Regions from separate parts of the Mus musculus genome. Here region 2 is linked to region 1. A link is a loop called in an ENCODE intact Hi-C map of the cell type or tissue named here. Cell type or tissue: heart. All regions are shown on one strand. Links, peaks and the distances in the headings refer to the core of each region. The heading gives the core; the rest is flanking DNA.

What was found. A loop is a pair of places that touch in the nucleus more often than their neighbours do. Peaks named below come from ENCODE experiments on the same cell type or tissue, not always from the same donor. Only the 100,000 strongest peaks of a DNase experiment are listed, where the experiment ranks them.
Region 2: it touches region 1 in a loop (8-fold over the local background); 5 of 42 quality-filtered maps call a loop at or near these places.

What each region holds. Positions count from the first base shown.
Region 1 is chr16:33,333,705-33,341,195 of GRCm38, reverse strand. No RefSeq gene overlaps it. Among named protein-coding and RNA genes, the nearest start is that of 1700007L15Rik, 43 kb to the left of the region's middle. In heart, for the core only: a CTCF peak has its summit at 3,814; a DNase peak (open chromatin) is centred at 3,825; H3K27ac peaks cover 565 bases.
Region 2 is chr16:33,482,292-33,489,782 of GRCm38, reverse strand. All of the region lies in intron 7 of Zfp148 (zinc finger protein 148), which reads right to left. Among named protein-coding and RNA genes, the nearest start is that of Slc12a8, 32 kb to the left of the region's middle. In heart, for the core only: no CTCF peak of the experiment used is centred there; no DNase peak of the experiment used is centred there.

The DNA.
Region 1 (7,491 bases), core at 1,685-5,684:
AAGGCCATGTTAGTAAAGTCTACAGAATAGTCCGGGCAAGAGTCAGAATCAGCTTCCCACAGAAGGGCACGCATGTGGAGGAGGGGTCAACAGAGAATGGCTATAGATAAAGGAAGAGAGGAAGAAGGGAAAGCCACCAGGAAGGCTTGTGTTATCAATGTGCATCAGGAAGGGGAACGTTGGCTACAGAAATACAGGGAAATGGGGGAGAGATAGGCCTGGGACAAGGTATGGAATTGCTGAAGATCTGAGCTATTGTTCAAGAGTACTGGTATATTTACTGTAATAACCAACTACTAATAACTGAGGAGTATGTCTCCTCACAGCCTACAGTACAGCATAGCCAATTTGGAGCAGGGCAGTGTTGTTAGGGGCTCATTAGCCACCTTTCTTGTCACTGGGACAAAATACCCGGTAGAAGCAACTTCAGGTGGGAGAGCCTGATCTTGGCTCTCAGCTATGAAGGGCTCAGTCTATCATGGTGGGAAAGGTGTGGTGGCTACAGTGGATCAGCATAGAGTGGCTGGTTCTTACAGTGGTGGCTTGCGAAAGGCGCAGAACGAGAAGCAGAATGCTAGCCCAGCAGCAAAGGGAAGCTATACCTTCAAAGGCCCACCTTCAGCATCACACAAGCCAGGCCCCAAACCTCCCAAACATCACCACTAGCTGGGAACTAAGTCAAACCCATGAGTCTGTAGGGGACATTTTACATTTAAAAGGGGACAGGTTTCATCTTGTTAAAGTCAGGGTCTCACCATTTATTCCTGGTTGGCATAGAACTTGCTGTGTCGTGAACCAGGCTCACATTGAATTCATCGAGCTTCCCCTGCCTCAGACTCCTGTCCACCACCATGCCTGGCCCATGCTCCCCTTTCCCTCCATACTCCATCTTTTAAAAGTTATCCATTTGATTTGTTATGTAGGGTCTCACCCATCTCAGGCTGGCTTAATCTATGAAGCCAAGGATGCCCTTGCATCCCGATTCTCCTGGCTCCACCTCCCAAATGCTGAGATTAGGGGCACAAACTACCATATCTGATCTAACAGTCACTGGTGTTAGGAATGTAAGGCAAGCTCTCTATCAGTTGAGCTATTGCTCCCCACACCCCGCCCTTATATTCCTTCCTTCTGTCTTGTCCTGCAAGCTGCAGTCTGATGCTCCGATCTCAGATCTGAAATGATCGATTCTGGTGTTCTTTCACATCCCTGTCTCTGTGGAGATGAAAGAGAGCAAACATGGACAATGTCCACTTTCCTTTTATGGAGATGACCCCAGAAGGACAAAGATGGCAGCAACTAGCACAAGGGAACCTGGGAAACAGTCTGTTACACAGCTGGAACTGAGGGGTCTGTCTTTAAAGGAAGAGGAGAATGACAGCCAGAAGGAAAATGCTCTCTCTTGAAAAGCCAGTAGTCACCTTTGCAGGTCTGGTCCCGCTCTCTAGTCTCCAGGGAGGGGATGGACTGAACTGAGACAAAGTAGTCTCTGAGAAAGCCTGGGCTGCCTGGTAATAGAAAAGCTTGGTAGTTTGAAGAGTAACAGAATAGCAAGGTTGTTTGTGTAAGAAAGGGGGGAGGGGTGGGAACTAGGTCTGCTTATCAAAGTCAGGGGCATGGAAGAGAGAAGACAGTCCAGATGCTGGCAAGGAAGGAGTCGGTTGGTTGGTTGGTTGGTTGGTTGGTTGGTTGGTTGGTTAGTTGGTTAGTTGAGAAGGGGCTCAAATTAATCAGAAGGGGAAAGACCTGAGGACACATGGAGTGGTTAGCATTCTACACTTCTTTCTTGGGATAAAAGAGAAAGAGTAGTAGCTGGGCAGTGGTGGTGCACGCCTTTAATCCCAGCACTTGGGAGGCAGAGGCAGGAGGATTTCTGAGTTCAAGGCCAGCCTGGTCTACAGAGTGAGTTTCAGGACAGCCAGGACTACACAGAGAAACTGTCTCAAAAAAAAAAAACAAAAACAAAAACAAACAAACAAACAAAAAGAAAGAAAGAAAGAGAGAGAGAAAGAGTAGCCTATGCATCAAGAGATGGGTCCAGGGCTCAGAGACGGCTCCAAGGTTAAGAGCACTTGCTACTGTTGCAAAATACGAGCTTTTGCCTCCCAGCATCCACGCTGGGAACTCACACTGCCTGCAACTTCAGCTCTGGGGGGTCAAACACTCCTAGTTTCTGAAGACAATTGTACTCACATGTGAGCTACACACACAAGTAAAGATAAATTAAATCTTTTTAAAAACAGAGAGATGGAGACACTTGAATATAGAGTGGGAACACTGAGCAAGCCTGTATTCGGGTCATCTAATCACACCCATGCATGCGTTTCCTGCCTGCATTTGTACACATGGAGGCTGCTAAGAGCTCATGAAATTTCAGAGGGAATGTGCCGTCTTAACCAGGACTACCCTGCCCCTTGCAGAATATAAATAAATATGCTGTCCCTCCCTCAACAGAGCGAGGGACCTGAAAGCCAAACAGACACTGTGGACACAGAGTTGCCCTCAATAAATATTTGTTAAACAAGCACATGCATGAATGAATGAACAAACACATCTTGCTTCCTGTGACTCTGGACAGGCCCACATGCTCAGCACATTTAAATTCCTCCTCAAACACCATTGTTCCTCTGGGCCGATGCTCATCTCACAGAGTCTGTTTGCAAGCCTGCCTCCTTCTCTCAAAGGTGAACCTGGTATTACTGAGATAATATGGATTTTAGCAGGCAGTATTTAGGCCGCGTGTTGGAGCTATTAGAGATTGGAAGGATCCACTTGGGCCAGATGCCAGCTTCGTATGTTTAAAACCCTGGTATAGGTTAGGACTGTAGGTAGGTGGGAAGGTGCTTATGAAGGGCACAGGTTCAAGTCCCAACATAAGGGGTACAGATTTAAATAATAGGTTGAGCTTGCTGTGGTATTTTCCCCCTCCAAAAGGTGACTGGCCCTTGATGGAAGTCCTCTATGGCGGTTTCTTTTGTTGTGTTTGTGTGATTTTAATTTTTGTTGTTTTTGTTTTTCTAGACATGGGTTCTCTGTGGAATAGCCCTAGCTGTCCTGGACTTGCTTTGTAGACCTGGCTGGACTCAAACCAGCCTGCTTCTGCCTCCTGAGTGCTGGGATTAAAGGCATGCGCCACCACACCAGGCAAGATTTAAAATTTGTACTGTTATATCTACTTTGTATTTTGCATGTGCGCTTGTGGGCAAGAACTGGTGAATGTCATGTGTATAGAGGTCAGAGGCCAACTTGCAGGAACCGGTTCTTGCCTTCTAGCTGTGGGTTCTGGGGGTAGGGGTTGAACTCAGGTCATCAGACTTGAGGGTGGCGTTTGTGGGCTGAGCCCTCCCACAGACCCTGCTTCCGTCTGATTTTGAGACAGTGTTTCATGACCTCGGCACACTCAGGTAGCTCAGAAACAAACAATCAAACCAAACCAAAACAACGTCCCCCGGCACCACTTTTGCCTTCGGTTCACCTACCTTTCTTGTCTGCGCTTTTTAAATTTAGGAGAGTATTTCCAGGAGACAGTGATCCTGGAGGGAAATTAGAACAAACGCTTCCTGATCGATTACGAGTCACTCGCAAAACCAGGAAATCTCGTATTATAGAGTCATTGTAGATGGTGACGTGTTAGAGATCAAATATAAACAAACAAAAGATGGACTTGGTAGTTGTTGCTTAATGGGCTCAGGGGCGCCCTCCTGTGGGCCAGTCCCTACCCCGGGCCTCCAGAGACTGCGGCCCTCCCCTGAGCTTCCATCTGGAGCCTGGTCTGTTGAATGAAAGGTATGCACATCCTCACCGTAGAGGGAGAGTCGCCAGGTTCAGCTTTCAAACTGCAGAAATGAAGAGCAAGCCAAATGATGACATCACCGTTGGTTTGCGAGGCTGCCTGCCTCCTGGTGGAGGGCACAGAAGCTTCACTTTTGTCCTTGCTGTGGGACTGGCACTGACTGGCCACTTCTGGCTGAAGGTCAGAGCTGAAGCAGACCCACTACCCTTGGAAATCCCTGTCTTGTTTCTGTCCAGACCAAACCTCCTCCTCTTCTTTGTTTCTTTTTGTTGTGTTTTTGTTTTTTTTTTTTCAAGGCAGAGTCTCATGTGGCCCAGGCTGGTCCAGAACTTGCTTTGTAGCTTTGAACTCCCTGATCATTCTGGCTCCACCTACCAAGTGCTGGGGGTTTCAGGTGTCCGACACCATGCCGTGTAGACAGGACACTCTCTAGGCCAGTAGTTCTCAGCCTTCCTAATGCTGTGACCCTTGCATACAGTTCCTCATGTTGTAGTGACCCCCCAACCATAAAATTATTTCATTGCTACTTTGTAATTTGGCTAATTATAAATCACAGTATAAATATCTGATAGGCAACCCCCATGAAGGTCACAACCCACAGGTTGAGAACCACTGCTCTAGAGCATTCTTTAGAGCCCTGTCTCTCTGGGGCAAGACAAGAACAAGGGAGTGAGGGAGCTAAGAGAACCACCGCTTACATTTGTGGGGGGCACCGCCTTAGCCCATAGCCTGCTTCCCAGTGTTCCAGGCAGGGGGATCAGGAGACCAAAGCCAACACCCACTATTGCTCTTAGTCCCTGCCTGCCTTCTAGAATATTCTACCAGCTTCTGGCTAGGGACCAGCTAGTGATTCTATATCATTTCTAGTTTGACATCGAAACCTCTGAGTTTTCAGCCAACATCACAGCAAGGCCAGTCTCCTCCATCCCTCCCTCCCTCCCTTCCTTCCCCACACCCTTTCTTCCTCTCCCCGTCCCCCTCCCCCCCATCTCCCTTCCTCCTGTCGCCTTCCTCATTTTTTATCCTCCAGAGACTATACCTGAATAGACCACACACATTTTCATGATATTTCCTAACGAAAACTAAAGGAGTAAATTGCAAACCTGCATTCATAACTATTTCTGGGTGCTACAAATTGGTGCTAGCCCTTAGCTGTTTTTCTCTGACCACATAGTTTTCCTATCCTTGAGTGAGACCGTCTCAGTCTGCCTCAGCGCATGCCATTGTCCCAGGACTGACCCAGCCTGGGATTGGCGTCCTTTCTAATTACAGAGAAGCACACACACACCCTCCCCCGCCAGGTCCGGTGCATCTGATATTTCATACCCAGTGTTTGGTTCTGGGTGTCAGATTTTAAGATGCACACTGACAGATTGGAGAGAACAACCAGGTAGTGAGGACTCTGGAAACCATCTTATACCAAGAAGGGGAAGAAAGCAAAACAAAACAAAACAAAATGCTCACCCAGGGCTGGAGAGATGGCTCAGCGGTTAAGAGCACTGACTGCTCTTCTGAAGGTCCTGAGTTCAAATCCTAGAAACCACATGGTGGCTCACAACCATCCGTAATGAGATCTAACACCCTCTTCTGGTGGGTCTGAAGACAGCTACAGCATACTTATATATAATAATAATTTAAAAAATCTTAAAAAACAAAGAGTCAGGCAGTGATGGCACATGCCTTTAATCCCAGCACTTGGGAGGCAGAGGCAGGCAGCTACACAGAGAAATAAAAACCAAAAGTAAAGGAAGGAAGGAAGGAAGGAAGGAAGGAAGGAAGGAAGGAAGGAAATGCTCAACCAGAAGAGAGAGTTTTTTTTGGTTTTGTTTTTTTGTTTTGTTTTGTTTTGTTTTGTTTTGTTTTGTTTTTTGGTTTTTCGAGTCAGGCTTTCTCTATATAGACCTGGATATCCTGGAACTCACTTTGTAGACCAGGCTGGCCTTGAACCCAGAAATCCAGCTGCCTCTGCCTCCCGAGTGCTGGGATTAAAGGAGTGCGCCACCATGCCTGGCTAAGAGAAAGGGTTTATTGCTTGTGTCTGCATGGGTGCAGCATGGTGCTACTTTGAGGGCATCTTAAAGGACCCAGTTTAACTCACCCAGTTCTATTTAAGTGGTGTTGTGTGGCAGTTTCTTCCAAGATTAAAACCTTTCCTCCTGGAGGGAAGCTCACTGTGAGAAAGGATGCTTACAAGGAAGTGAAACACACGGAAGCTCATTAAGCTAAGAAGTGAACACCTGTAAGCTTCAGGAAGTTCCTAAAACTGATCAGATTCACTAGGCCCCTCTGTCCCTAAGCAAACGCAAGCCGTTAGAACAGAGAGACGCTCAGGGAAGCCTGGAAGAGGCTCAGACCAACTTAACTACTAGAAAGGACATTCTTCATCCTGCTGAGCTGCCTGCAGGCTGCGCAGTGCACTATAGTATTCATGAGCCGTCACCCATGCTGGGTAGGCTCTGGTGATGCAGCTGTCTCTGAGTAATTTCTGCTTCTATAAGTAACCCCTCAGCCATATTCTTTTATGCAGTATAACTCAATGGTTCTCTGAGTTGATCTCTGGTGGTATCTGATCTTTGGTCAATCTTTGGTTCCTTATTTGGGGTGAGTACATATTTGTTCACATTTCCCTGGGGAATAGTGTCACATGACAGGTAGCATGGACCTTTCTAAGAAGACATTAAGGGTCTTTTTGCTGAGACTGTTCCTAGGTCTCATCTGGCCCTACAGAGGAGTGGTTCTGGACAGTTCTCTTGTCTGGCAGAAGGCTGTCCTTGCAGTCCTATAACTCATTTCTATGCATTAAACAGAGAGACCTGGAGGTTTGGGGCGACTGTGGTCCCGTTAGCCCTTGCTGCCTCTAGACATCAGTCAGTTTTCACCTGTAATTCTTCTCCTTTGAAATCCTGACAAGCTCTTTGGGAATTTCAAATGTTCCCTTCCGTAGGGTGACACCCCGCTTGCTTTACATTTTAAACTTCAAAGCTGCTTTGGAGCATAAAGGTTTGCTTTGTAACATCTTAAAGGTTTCTAGCCACAGGGAAAGTGACTTGAACTCTTTGCTTTTGAAGTTGATACCTTGTCCACCAACTTCCTGGTTACCTTGGCCATCCTTTCAGGATGTGGAGGCATCCCTGTGAACTTGCCTTTGCTCTGGAAGAAGAGGTCTGCCTCTGACCCATCTAGCGCATCTTAGGGCATTCTAGAGCAGGGGAGGCCGGAGGTGCCCATCCCACATCTCCAAGAGATCTCAAAAGAAGGTGACTGAACACACTCAACAGCTACCCGACTATCTTAGGAGATCTGGCTTAGGCTCAGGCACGGACCCTTTTTAAACTCCCCGAGTCATTCTCATTTGCAGCCAAGGAAGGAGAAGTCCCTTCCTGAGAGGTTAGAGTCACTCCGTGGCCTATTTCCTCTCAGACATCGCTTCAGATCAGCCAGTTTACTTGGGGTCTTAGTTGGGTTTTCATTGCTGTGAAGAGACACCAGGACTACAGCAACTCTTATAAAGGCAAACTTAAGTTTAATTAGGGCTGGCTTACTGTTTCGCAGATTTAGTTCATTATCATCATGGAGGGAAGCATGGCGTCGTGCATGCAGATAGTGCAGGAGAGGTAGCTGAGAGTTCTGCCCCTGGATCCACAGGTGACGAGAAAGGGACTGTCAGCCAGTAGGCCTGGTTTGAGCTTCTGAGACCCAAA
Region 2 (7,491 bases), core at 1,241-5,240, 150 kb before region 1:
AGTAACCACACTCCCAGGAGCTTGCTCCTAATGTTGGGAGCACTGAGACTGAGACCTAGCACGCTCAGGAGGTCAGGAAAGAGCAGTCATCAGGCTGGGAGCTGTGCACCAGCCAGGAAAACTACATTCTACAGAAGAGCATCCGAGACCAAGCACAACCTAGGAGGGGAAAATCCGGACAGTAACATGAGAACATGTCAATTTCAGGTTCAACCCAACGGGCAAAAGAACTGTGGCCTAAAGATCCTTAATGAAGAAGTGACTTTAGCCAGGCGGCGGTGATCAACACCTTTAATGCCAGCACTTGGGAAGGGAGGCAGGATGATCTCTTGTGAGTTTGAAGCCAGTCTGGTTGAATGAGTTCCAGGGCAGACGGGCTTATAGAGAAAATCTGTCTCAGAAAACGAAAAGTAGGGCTGGAGAGCTGGCTCAGCGGCTAAAAGCACTCATTGCTCTTTCAGGGGTCCTGAGTTCAATTCCCAGCAACCACATCATGGCTCACAACCATCTGTAATGGGATCTGATGCCCTCTTCTGGTGTCTGAAGACAACGACAGTGTACCATATAAGTAAAAATAAATCTTTGTGAGAGAGAGAGAGAGAGAGAGAGAGAGAGAAGTAAAAGAAGTAGGAAGGAAAAAAGTAACTTGAGAACACTTCAATGGGAAGCAATTTTCAAAACCTATCTTTCTGAGATAGAATGCTTTTTCTTTGCCTAAAATGAAAAGTTCTAAGAATTGGAACTCTAAAAACACTGTATTATGTTTGCCTCATTCATTCATTTTAAACTGTAGGCTAGTCCAGGCATAGTGGGAGACAGGACATTCAGGAAGCTGAGGCTAGAGAACTAAGTTCAAGGCAAACACAGGCCACAGAGAAAGATATGGTCTACTCATGAATGAGTTTCTCTTACAAAGCTTTGAAAGGATCTATTTATAAGACTGTATATGTAGTCTAGTCCTAGATTCCTGAGAATAAAGCAGCTAACATGGGACCTGCTTCCTAGCTTCTAAGTATTCATGTTTAGACTTCTTTGTTTACCCAACACACTAGGAAACTAATTCCCTTAAGTAAGAGAAAAATCCCAAGAAAACCCTAATCATAACTTCAAGTAGCTTAGAGTTGGTCTAGGACAGTAGCTCTCACCCTTCCTGATGCTGCGACACTTTAACACAGTTCCTCATGCTGTGGTGCCCCCAACCATAACATTATTTCGTTGCTACTTCATGACTGTCATTTTGCTTTTATGAATAGTAATTATCTGGTATGTGGCCCTTACATGGGGTCATAACCCTCAGGATGGGAACCCCTTGTCTAGAACGAGGTATGAAAACTGGAACAGAGCAGCCTGCTGAGCAACATGAGCACGGCCACTGTCACCTGGTGCTGTCTCTCTTGAATGAAGGCTGGATATACTGCGCAGTCTGGCCTCACACTGTCAGCCTCCAGAGTGTTGAGATTATAAGTTTGCACCACCAAACAAGTTTAACATTCCATTTTTTAAATCAGCCCAGCTGTACAGTTGGAGTACACATGGGTACAAAGCACCTTGGCCTATTAATACTAAGTAATTAACATCCCAAAGGCATCTAGCAGATCTAACTTTAGGCATAATATTAATTAATGGCAAATGTCATCTAAATGTGACATTACTAGGAATTAGTAAAATGAGCGGGTTTCCTATTATTACTATGTGCAAAAAGAAATGATTTTGTAATTCCAAAACATAGAAACAGATTTTAAAATGCATAAGTAAATACTGTCCTGATTTATAGTATCTGAAGTTAGCCTGTTTCTGAACGTTACAGGCAGCACTGACAGTACGCGCTTTAAAGTAACAGACCAACAATGAAGACAGCACTCAGCACACACATGTCAGCTGACACCCCACCCCCAATTCCTAATAAGGAAAAAATCCTCCTCACCAGACTGTTTTCCTCCTCTTCATACAACACTGTATATAGGCATCTCAGCCTTCTCGGTGAATTATTAGTTATACTAAACATAATATATAAATATATACTAAATATAATCTCCTAATTAATTAAAGTATCAAGGGATAAAAACCAATCCTCAAAAGCAAACTTTATCACTAAATGTGTTTCCTAATCAGGGCCTTAATTAGGGGCCTTAGGCTTTCTGATGACTCCCTGCACCTAATGCCTTATTATTTTGCTATAATAAAAAGACCTGCCAGCTCCTATTAACTGTACTCTGCACTGCATTTCACATACACTGTTTTTATGCTTTTGTTTTTGTTTTTTTTTTTACATACACCCAAAAAAGTGTTTATTTTAGAGTAGTAAATAACATGATAAACAGTAAGGCTTGAGAAGTGTTCAAGAGGCAGGGACGGGGAGATGACAGCTGACGATAGCACAGCAGGAGAACTGTAGTTCAAATCAATTTATTGTCAATTCCTACCAAAGAGGATTCCAACTGTTCCTCCCACAAAGAAAAGACAACCGCATCAGGGAATGAATGTGCCCACTGCCCTGATCCCATCTCTGTACACTGTACACAGGCGCTGAAGCACCGTTCTGCCCCCCATAAAAATATATACTCTTAATGTGTAACAATCATAAATAAAACTTATATCAATACAACCTGGGGGGACTCTGTCAGAATAGAGCAGCCAAGATAAATATTCTTAAGTATACACATATTTGCATGTAAAATCTAGGCAGTGCAGATCAAAGAAAAGATACTTTCACAATGCCCAGATTCACTTAGTGTGACTATCTCCAGCTGCACCCATTTACCCAGAGATGAAACACTTTGCTCTTTATCGCTGAAGGAAGTCCACTGTGTATATTTACCACATTTCTTTACTTCTTGTTGGTTTCATAATTTAGCTGCTGTAAATTGTGCTCTATTTAGTTAAAAGTGTGATATATTGAGTAAGAATAGAGAGAGTGGCCGCCCTCATCTCATTCCAGGGTTTAGAGAAAATGCTCAGCTTTCTCTCATTTACTATGATGCTGGCTATAGTCTACAGCATACACTGTTTACTATGTTGAAGCTCGCTTGGTGTCTTCCTAATCAAGGCACACACACTGCATTTGAGAAATACAGTTTGAATGCTGCTTTATGTTGACCACAGAGTATGAACACTGCTATTATACAGAATCCACATACTCTGATGCAGAATCAGCCATCTCTCTCCTCTCTGTATTGGGCTGTCAAATAGCTAAAACAAAACGAAGCAGACAAACCTCCCCCCCAACCCAATCACTACAGGTCCTATGGCCATGAGGTCACCTCCTTCCTACACATACACTATGTTTTTTTGTTTTTGTTTTGTTTTTTTTGGGGGGGGGGGGTTCGAGACAGGGTTTCTCTGTATAGCCCTGGGTGTCCTGGAACTCACTTTGTAGACCAGGCTGGCCTCAATTGTTTGTTTTTTAAATCTTCTTACAACTACAGTAGAAAGACAGCTAAGTGGTAAAGGTGACAAGCCTGGTATTTAAGGGAACCTGATTAACTCCTGGGACCCACATGTGAAAGGCAGAAACTGGCTCTCTCAAGTCGATTTCTGACCTCCACACATGCAGTGTGTGAACACCTTGTAGAAGCCAGTTCTCTCTCTTCCATTTTGTAAGTCTCAGGGATCTAACTCAGGAAAGCAGGCTTGGCGACAAGCACCTTTACCTTCTGAGCCATCTCCTGCCTACATTTTCAGGTTTTAAAAACAAAGCTGTAATGTTTTCCTGTTTTTTAATGCTTGTGTTAAATCATATACAAATTTGCACCCTTGGCTACGGATTAATACTGATAGTGTGCAGAGCCTTGGCTTATGACAGACTATGACTCTTTTGGTAAACGATCATCACATACTTGAAAAGAATGTGGGACAGTAAGTTTTGGATGAATGAGCTCTAATATGTATGTCCAAAGCACAGTCCAGATGTGTCCACATCCATGAATTGCTATGAATGTGGCCTAGCACATTTGTAGATGACGCATTACGCATCTCAATGTCAACGGGCTGAGCAGACCAGGTCCCCGTGGTCATGGTTCCAGTTCTTTTCCAGCTGATTTAAAAAATAATCTGATGAACAACTTGCTTTTATTTTTCCTTTCTGTGTTGGCTTGTCTTACACATTTAAAAACATCCAGTCTTCTGATGTTACCAAACCTTGGTGACATGTTTTCCATCTTTTCTGTTTGATGCTTGAAAACTCTTCTTTGGCTGTGTTTACTGTAGCCATAACTGTCTACAGTGTATGCTTTTCTAATGTTTTCGTGTTTCCTCTTGCTGATCCTTACGTATAAAAGATGTCTCCTGATCTTTGACTTGGTATAGCCTGACTCTATTCTGGAGTATTTAAGCTATTTACATTAGGACTTTCGGATTAAACATAATCATATACCACTTGTCCACTATTGGATCATTTGGTTTGGGGTTAATCAGGTACAGGCCTCTAGCCCAGAATTTCGAAATCTGAAATGCTCCAAAATCCAAAACTTTCTGAGTGCCAAAGTGAGACAGGAAGCAGTTCCACATGCAACCTCTCATGGTATGGATACTATACCACAGTGCAGCCAGCTGAAGTAAGTCTTATCACATAACCTTTTAGGGTATATGTGCCACCACAGCAATAAAGTTCCTGTGATACTTGGATCCAACCCTAAGGCATCTTATGCAAAAGCAGTTATTACAAAATCTAAACCATTTCAATTTTAAACACTTTGAGTGTATCTCAAAGTGTATCTCTTAGCAGTTTCTTTTCCTGTGTGTTTGATTATATGACTGTGACTTGCTTTAAAATTCTCCTCCTCTTCTTCCCATTTTGCTTTGGTCCATGTAGTTCTTGCTGTCCTATATATAACTTGCTCTGTAGCTGGCCTCAAACTCACACAGATCTGCCTTAGCTACATATTTGATGTCCCTGCCACTCTTCTGTCTTTCTCTGCCTCTCCATGTTTTTCTCTTCTCTTCATCACTGTGTGTGTGATGTATATGTAGAAGGTGTACATGTGGAGGCCAAAGGACAACTTGAAGGAGTTGTTTCTCTCTCCCCACTGTGTTAAGGCAGGGTCTTTCTCGTTTCTATTGCTGTGCTCTGTACTCCAGGCTAGCAAGCCCATGAACTTCACACACATCTCCTATCTCTACCTTCTGTAAGAAATGCTGGGATTATCGATGCACACCACCATGTCTGGCTATTTCACCACCACGTCTGGCTATTTCACAGTTCTAGAGGTAGAACTCGGGCCATTAGGGTTGCATGACCGGAACTTTTACTGCTGAACCATGTTGCTGGTCCTACTTCCTTGTTTTCATATGGGATCATTTTTCTTCCATCTAAGGAATGTTTATAGCTCTTAAATTGTGGGACCACTGATAATAAATGTTCTTGGTTTCTGTTCATCTGAATACAGTTTTACTCCATCCACACTTTGGATGGATAGTTTCCTGGGTACAGAACTCTATACTGATTTAAAAATGGATCTATAAAGATGCAATATCTGATGACTTTATTATCTTTACTGAAAAAAAAAAATGAGCTAGGGCCTGGGATATAGCTCAGCTAGTAGAGTGTTTGCCTAGCACACAGAAGGCAGTGGGTTTGATCCCTAATACTATATAAATGAAGTGTGGTGGTGTATACTTGTAGTCTCAGCACTGGGGAGGTATACAGCCAAGACCAGAAATTCTGAGTTATTCTCAACCACAAAGAGAATTCAAGGCCAGGGAAGGATACACAAAAGCCCATCTAAAACAAAAATGGACGTTCACTGCCATAGGTGAGAGCTGCTCTCAGCCCTGGTCACAGACCCTTCTGTTTGCAGCTACAAGAGTTAATGTAAAGACCCAGAAACTGGAGTCCTCACCCCTAAATAGGATGCCTATATCACCCCTCCAGAGTCCAGGGGGCACAGGCATCAATGCTATGCTGTACCTTCCTGGAACCATATGGCTATTGTACCCATTTATTCACAGCATCAATGCTACCTGCTCCAGACTTCCACGAAACTGTACCTATGAAAGCACTCAATCATGGATGGGGAGATCTCCATAAGGCCCCACCACTTTCTGAGACTATAGGCCCTTAGTGGTTACATGTGGAGTGAGTCCCCTTCTCACTGGCAAGTTGCCCCTACTAGAGTACATGACGTCCAGCAGTGCTCATACAGGCAGTCCTAATTAAAATGCAGTGGTCCCCAGAGAGAGAAAGAAGAAGATGAGAAGTGGAAGGTCAGTGGGAGGAGGAGTGGTGAAAGGCTGGTGACAGGAGAGGCAGTACTCAAAGTATGGAAGCATGAAATTATGAACAAGTACACTAACAAGAAAACTGAAACGCAGGGAGGAAGTTAGGTACTGTTACTATGAAGTTTCTTGGGGGGCAGGAACTTGTAAAAGCACTTGCCACACAAATCCAACACCTCAGTTTGACACCCAAACCCATGGTGGAAGAAGGGAACCAACTCCTTGAAGCTGGCCCTGCTCTCCATGTATGTACTCTGGCACATACCTGTGCACACATAACTTTAAAGTATTCAGTCTTTACAGGTTCAGTTATTTTGAAATGAAAGCCCCCTACCCCCTTTTGCTGTGCTGGAGAGGAAGAAGAGCCTGGCACATGTTGGGCAAGCACTGTAACACCAAGCTGTGCCCTCAGCCCTTGGTTTACACTGTGTATGTAGCCTTTCTGCCCTTCTCCAGAGTGCTGGGGCTGCAGACATACACCAACACCTGTAGCTTGCCTGTATGCTTCCCTCCCGTGCTGTTTGGTGTTAAAAGGACTTTTGAGTTTAATTTAGTGTCTGTTCTAAATATTTAGAAGCATGGTCACTCTCTGCTAATGCTGTTAGTTCCAGTTCATTTTTAGAATTCTAATGACAAAGGTATACTCCGCTATAACCTGAATTCTAGCTCCACCATGTGCAGATTCTCTCACCCATCTGGTGTAGAGCATTACAGACTGACTATTCCTGAGAGAAGTGAAGAAATGTTTATACTATAAATCTGGGTGTTTTCCATGTTATTTTTCTCTCAATGACTTCCAATCTACTAATCTTCTCTTTTGTAGCCTCTTTTGTATCACTTACTATACTGTTCAATTCTAGAACTTTCAAGAGCTTTTCATAGGATGCAATTCTTTGGTAAAATTTATTTTTCATCTATTTTCTATACTACATAAGTGACAGTTTACACTTTAAAGTCTCCTTCTGATATCCCTACAAAGAACAGCTCTATTTCTGGGCTGTTATTTCCTCTTATCATTTGGCTGCTCTAGTCTCTGGCTGAGAAGCACGGGCCAGGTATGGGGCGCATGCCTGTCAGCCCAGCACATGAGGCAGAAGGATCACAACTTCAGTGTTATCCTCGGAAAGTAAGTCTGAGAAGGGTCTTAGAGAGTTATGCCAGAGTATTTGGAAACAAGCTCAGCAATATTAAAATAGTACACCTGAAACTTTATACAGCTGTTGCTGACAGGAGGGAGTGCTCATGGGATTTTTTTTAACTGACTTTTGGATTAAATAT